Regions from separate parts of the Mus musculus genome. Here region 1 is linked to region 2. The links are chromatin loops, found by intact Hi-C in ENCODE. Cell type or tissue: heart. All regions are shown on one strand.

Region 1 (2,500 bases), 330 kb after region 2:
CTCCGGGGTAGATAGATCTCTTCTGGTCTTGAACATTTTGCTTATTTGAAACATTTTAAACATTATTAATTTATGGGTAGAGTTTGGATCGGAGGTTTAAGATTAATTCTCGTGAATGTTCACCAAAATCCACGTCCCTCAATAAACAAACCTTAATTTGTATTTAACTGGGTTATTTTCTTACCTTTTTTTTTTTTTTTTTTTGTAAGCAATTCCTTGGGATGTTTTCGGTTTAAATACCGAACGGTTGAGTCAGAAATAGAACTTATGTCTGTGTGCCCTCTGGTGGCGAATTTAAGAGTTTCTAAAATGGCCCTTTAATCTCCACAGCGCTGAAGTTCAGTCCATTTTGAAAATGTCCCATCCTCAGGAGCCGGAGCTTATGAACGCTAACCCCTCTCCTCCGGTAAGTATATCTTGACTGTGGAGGAAAATTATAAATGTATCCGTATTTTCCTGTAGGGGTTAGTCAAGGCAGTATTTGTAAAAACTATCAAGGCGGGATTGTCTAGTCACATCACAAGTGGCTTAAGTGTTTAAGTACTGAGTCACTGGGATGTTTTGAAAGACATATTTCATAAGGTATTTTATGTGTTAACAGTAAGGCTGTGTGCAGCGTACGTATTAAAGGATGATGCTTTGTTTTCTAGCCAAGTCCCTCTCAACAAATCAACCTGGGTCCGTCCTCCAACCCTCACGCCAAACCCTCCGACTTTCACTTCTTGAAAGTGATCGGAAAGGGCAGTTTTGGAAAGGTAAGTTCAACCAAAAGTTCATCTTTTCCAAAAGATGAAAACTTTGCATCTCGACTCTTTCATGCATTCACTTTTATCTTCTCCCTGGATGAGGATAGAAAAATGACTGTCCGATTTGACATTTCAGGTTCTTCTGGCTAGGCACAAGGCAGAAGAAGTATTCTATGCAGTCAAAGTTTTACAGAAGAAAGCCATCCTGAAGAAGAAAGAGGTAAGGGTGACCCCTGGTGGCCGGGGCTCGCAGGCCTGGTGAAGAATTTCTACCCTGTGGTTTGCTGCCCTGTTGAAATCTGAATTTGCCACTAAATCTCATCTCTCTCCTAGGAGAAGCATATTATGTCAGAGCGGAATGTTCTGTTGAAGAATGTGAAGCACCCTTTCCTGGTGGGCCTTCACTTCTCATTCCAGACCGCTGACAAGCTCTACTTTGTCCTGGACTACATTAATGGTGGAGAGGTGAGCCGAGGCATCCACCTTGATGGTGGGAGTGGGGCTGCTCCTGTTTGCATTGCTTGGTTTGGGTTTGAGATGAGCTTTTAAAAGATACTTGAGAGAGAAACTTACTCAGAATTAAGCTATTTCAGGCCACTTCCTTCAAGCTTTCTCTTTCGGGCCTGACTAAACGACCCCACTAAGCCTCAGTTTCTTTGTCTCTCGCAGCTGTTCTACCATCTCCAGAGGGAGCGCTGCTTCCTGGAACCACGGGCTCGATTCTACGCAGCTGAAATAGCCAGTGCCCTGGGCTATCTGCACTCCCTAAACATCGTTTATAGGTGAGCCAAAGGTTCAAAGCTACCTTGAATGCTGGAGAGGGAGGCCAGGCTGAGCCTTTGGAGTCCTAAAATAATGAGATATTATGTGCACTTTGGTCACCTCTAACAATTCCCTAGCATGTGAGTTGTCTCAACTGCCCATACCAAGAGGGTGGTGCATAATCCTAACAGCCCAACTAAGGCTCCTTTCTGTGATTGGCTGTGGAACAGGAGTGGATTAGCAATCTTCTTAATACCCAAGCAATCTTTACAGAGGGTTTGTCATGAAGTCAAGCTAACCTACCTGTGTAACTACTTTTTCCTACAGAGACTTAAAACCTGAGAATATTCTCCTAGACTCCCAGGGGCACATCGTCCTCACTGACTTTGGGCTCTGCAAAGAGAATATTGAGCATAACGGGACAACATCTACCTTCTGTGGCACGCCTGAGGTAGGCAGTCTGACGCAGTGCCCGGTGTATACACACAGGGGACCAGTGGACATCACAAAGCACAGAGGTTTTAACTAAGAAGCAATCCAAATACACACACACACACACACACACACACACACGCACGCAAGACGAGGTGGGGAGGGGAGCCAGTTGACCCTGGCTCTTTTCAAAGCACATGTTTGCTGTGCGGACTGCCAGGTTCTGAGAGCTAACCCCTCTCTCTGGTGTCATTTCAGTATCTGGCTCCTGAGGTCCTCCATAAGCAGCCGTATGACCGGACGGTGGACTGGTGGTGTCTTGGGGCTGTCCTGTATGAGATGCTCTACGGCCTGGTGAGTAACACACAGCATCGTGCCCAGAACACTTCTAAGACATATGTGGACTTGCTCGTGCAGGCTTAGCTACCGTGGCTTCTCTGTGTCAGAAGCCTTATCAAAAGCTTTAGTAAAGGAGACAACTGGCTATTTTACATTTTATAATTTTATAAATAAGTCTTTTGGATCTTTTTTCAATAGTCTTGTTCGAATCTCAGGGCAGG
Region 2 (2,500 bases):
TGTACCAGAGACCTGGCAGGTGAAAGACTTTCAGGACTCAAAGGGAGGGACTTTTGATGAAATGCCCGATAGTAGGGAGAGGGAACTTATAGAGCCCACCTCCAGCAGGAAGACAGGGCATCAAGTGAGGGAGGGGGTTGCCATCCCACAGTCACAACTCTGACCCATAATTGTTTCTGTCTAAAAGAATTGCAGGAATGGAAATGGAGAGGAACCTGAGGAAAAGAAGGTCCAGTGACAGGCCCAAAGTGGGACCCAGCCCAAGGGGAGATCCCAAGACCTGACACTATTACTGAGACTATGGAGCGCTCACAAAAAGGGACCTAGCATGACCACACTCCTGAAGACCCAACAAGCAGCTGAAAGAGTCAGATGTAGATATTTGCACCCAACCAATGGACAGAAGCTGCTGACCCCTGTGGTTGAATTAGGGAAAGGCTGAAAGAAGCTGAGGAGAAGGGTGATCCTGTAGTAGGACCAGCTCAATTAATCTGGACCCCTGAGATCTCTCCAACACTGCACCACCAACCAGGCAGCATACACCAGCTCATAGGAGGCCCCCAACACACATACAGTAGAGGACTGTTGGGTCTGTGTTCACTCAGAGATGATGCACCTAACCCTCAAGAGACTGGAGGCTCCAGGGAGTTTAGAGGCCAGGTGGGGACATCCACGTGGAGACAGAGGATGGGGAGGAGGTGTGGAATGTGGAGCAGTAGGAGGGTAGACAGGGGGAAACGGGGGAAGGGGAGAATAAAGTATGGAGTGTAAAAAAATTAATTAATTTAAAAATATTTTACTTGACTAAATTTGCATCGATATAACTCTTGAAGCGTTTTTCAGATCCATCGCTTTGTTACCTTCTAGTTCCTGTGTGCACATGTGTGTATTTTGTTGCATATATACATAACATGTATTTTTTTTTGAAGCAGCATCTCATCTAGTCTGTGTGAACCTCAAGCATGTTATACATCAGAGGATAACCTTGAACTCCTGGTCCTCCCAATGTTGAGATAGTAGGCATGGCCAGATATTTATATATCTGATTAATTTTTAGTTTTCATTTTCTGCGTTTACTTCCTGTAGGACGTCTTAGTTTGACCTAAGAAGGAAACATTGGCATAAAGGACCCGCGTTCTGAACTACTGTAAACGCCGTTTCTCTGGCTTTACATTTGTTTAGTTCGTGGGTGGGAGGTAATGGGCAAACAAACAAACATCCTGATGTTGCCAAGAAAACGGTGGATTTCCAAGTATCTGACGCACACATAAACACGTGTCCGTTTTTTCCTGTTTTAGGCATCACAATAGAAACGCCTGGCTCCAGGGAGGCTGCGGCACTGACTGGTGTGTGCCTGAAGCCCGCTTCTGCACAGGAAGTGACCGCGGGTGGTCCCAAGCCTGCCTTGCTCTCTTTCCTGAAACAGATCAGATGCTCTCCAGCAGATTCCTCTCTGTTTCCTCCTCTATAGGCGGAGGAGGAGCGAGCGAGTCGTCCTGTCTGCCCCTCTATGCAGAAGGTGAAGCAGAGGTGAGCATATTTTCCTTTTTCCAGCATTTTCCTTTTCCCACGGCGGCCACGATAGTTTCCACAAGTGGTTTTTTTAGTGAGCGGAAAATACACTTTAAAATCCTGTAACAAATTTTTCAAAACTCAGCGCATGGCAAAATCCTAGCCAGCTGTGACCTTTCTCACTATCCCCCACATGCCTCAACCTTTCTTTCTACCTCACTGGATATTTTATTCTGGTAATCCATGGTCTAAGGTGGAATGGATAAAAGGAAAAGTCTGGTTCAGACTTCAGAATCAGAATGCCAACGTAAACAAGAAAAAGTCAGAGAACTTTGAATAATCAAGCCCTTTAGCTCAAGTTTAACCCACGCCAAATGTCAATGAAGATGAAGGCCACAAGATGAACTTGTTCGTGTTGCTGAGAACTACAGTGTCCTTTGTTTCCTTCCCTTAGCCCGATGTGAATGGACGGCTGCTGCCCGTAAGTGAATTCTATATTCTAAAAGACGTCGGAATGCTCCCCAGCCCCAAGAACAATAAGCCACGGACAGGAAATGAAATATGAAGCAAAGCCAAAACCCTTACTACAGCTTTGTTTTATTAAGCTCTGTGCTCATGAGATACTGTCAGCCACGATGAAATGTGACTTTTCTAAACGTTATCATTTAATGACGCAGAGGATGCAAAAATAAAACAAGCCATGCCCAGATGCTGATGGCAGAACAAGTGGAAGTGGGCATTATAGCTACATTGACGTGATGACATTTCCATACTCAGTGCCGAAAGCTGGCCAGCTCTCAGGGTTCTTTTTAGAGACTTTCAAGGCCAGCTCCTATGACCACAGAAGTAGATCACTTATCTGTCTGTAGGTGAAACTGTCATCCAATAACAATCCAAAACTTCATCTGAACACACTGATTTAGTTCTCATTATCATTAACTAAAAACAGTATGAGGATGTTAAACATTGAAGGATATAGAGTTAGGAG

The links. A loop is a pair of places that touch in the nucleus more often than their neighbours do. Peaks named below come from ENCODE experiments on the same cell type or tissue, not always from the same donor. Only the 100,000 strongest peaks of a DNase experiment are listed, where the experiment ranks them.
Region 1: it touches region 2 in a loop (5-fold over the local background); 7 of 42 quality-filtered maps call a loop at or near these places.

What each region holds. Positions count from the first base shown.
Region 1 is chr10:21,995,144-21,997,643 of GRCm38, forward strand. Sgk1 (serum/glucocorticoid regulated kinase 1) reads left to right here. Exons shown (of 14, transcript NM_001161845.2): 5 at 331-406; 6 at 651-755; 7 at 883-966; 8 at 1,080-1,211; 9 at 1,416-1,528; 10 at 1,836-1,959; 11 at 2,199-2,294. Among named protein-coding and RNA genes, the nearest start is that of Gm34267, 62 kb to the right of the region's middle. In heart, CTCF peaks have their summits at 287 (motif pointing left) and 990 (motif pointing left); DNase peaks (open chromatin) are centred at 988 and 2,098; H3K4me3 peaks cover 1,201 bases; H3K27ac peaks cover 130 bases.
Region 2 is chr10:21,667,792-21,670,291 of GRCm38, forward strand. No RefSeq gene overlaps it. Among named protein-coding and RNA genes, the nearest start is that of Gm5420, 22 kb to the right of the region's middle. In heart, no CTCF peak of the experiment used is centred here; a DNase peak (open chromatin) is centred at 1,350; H3K27ac peaks cover 799 bases.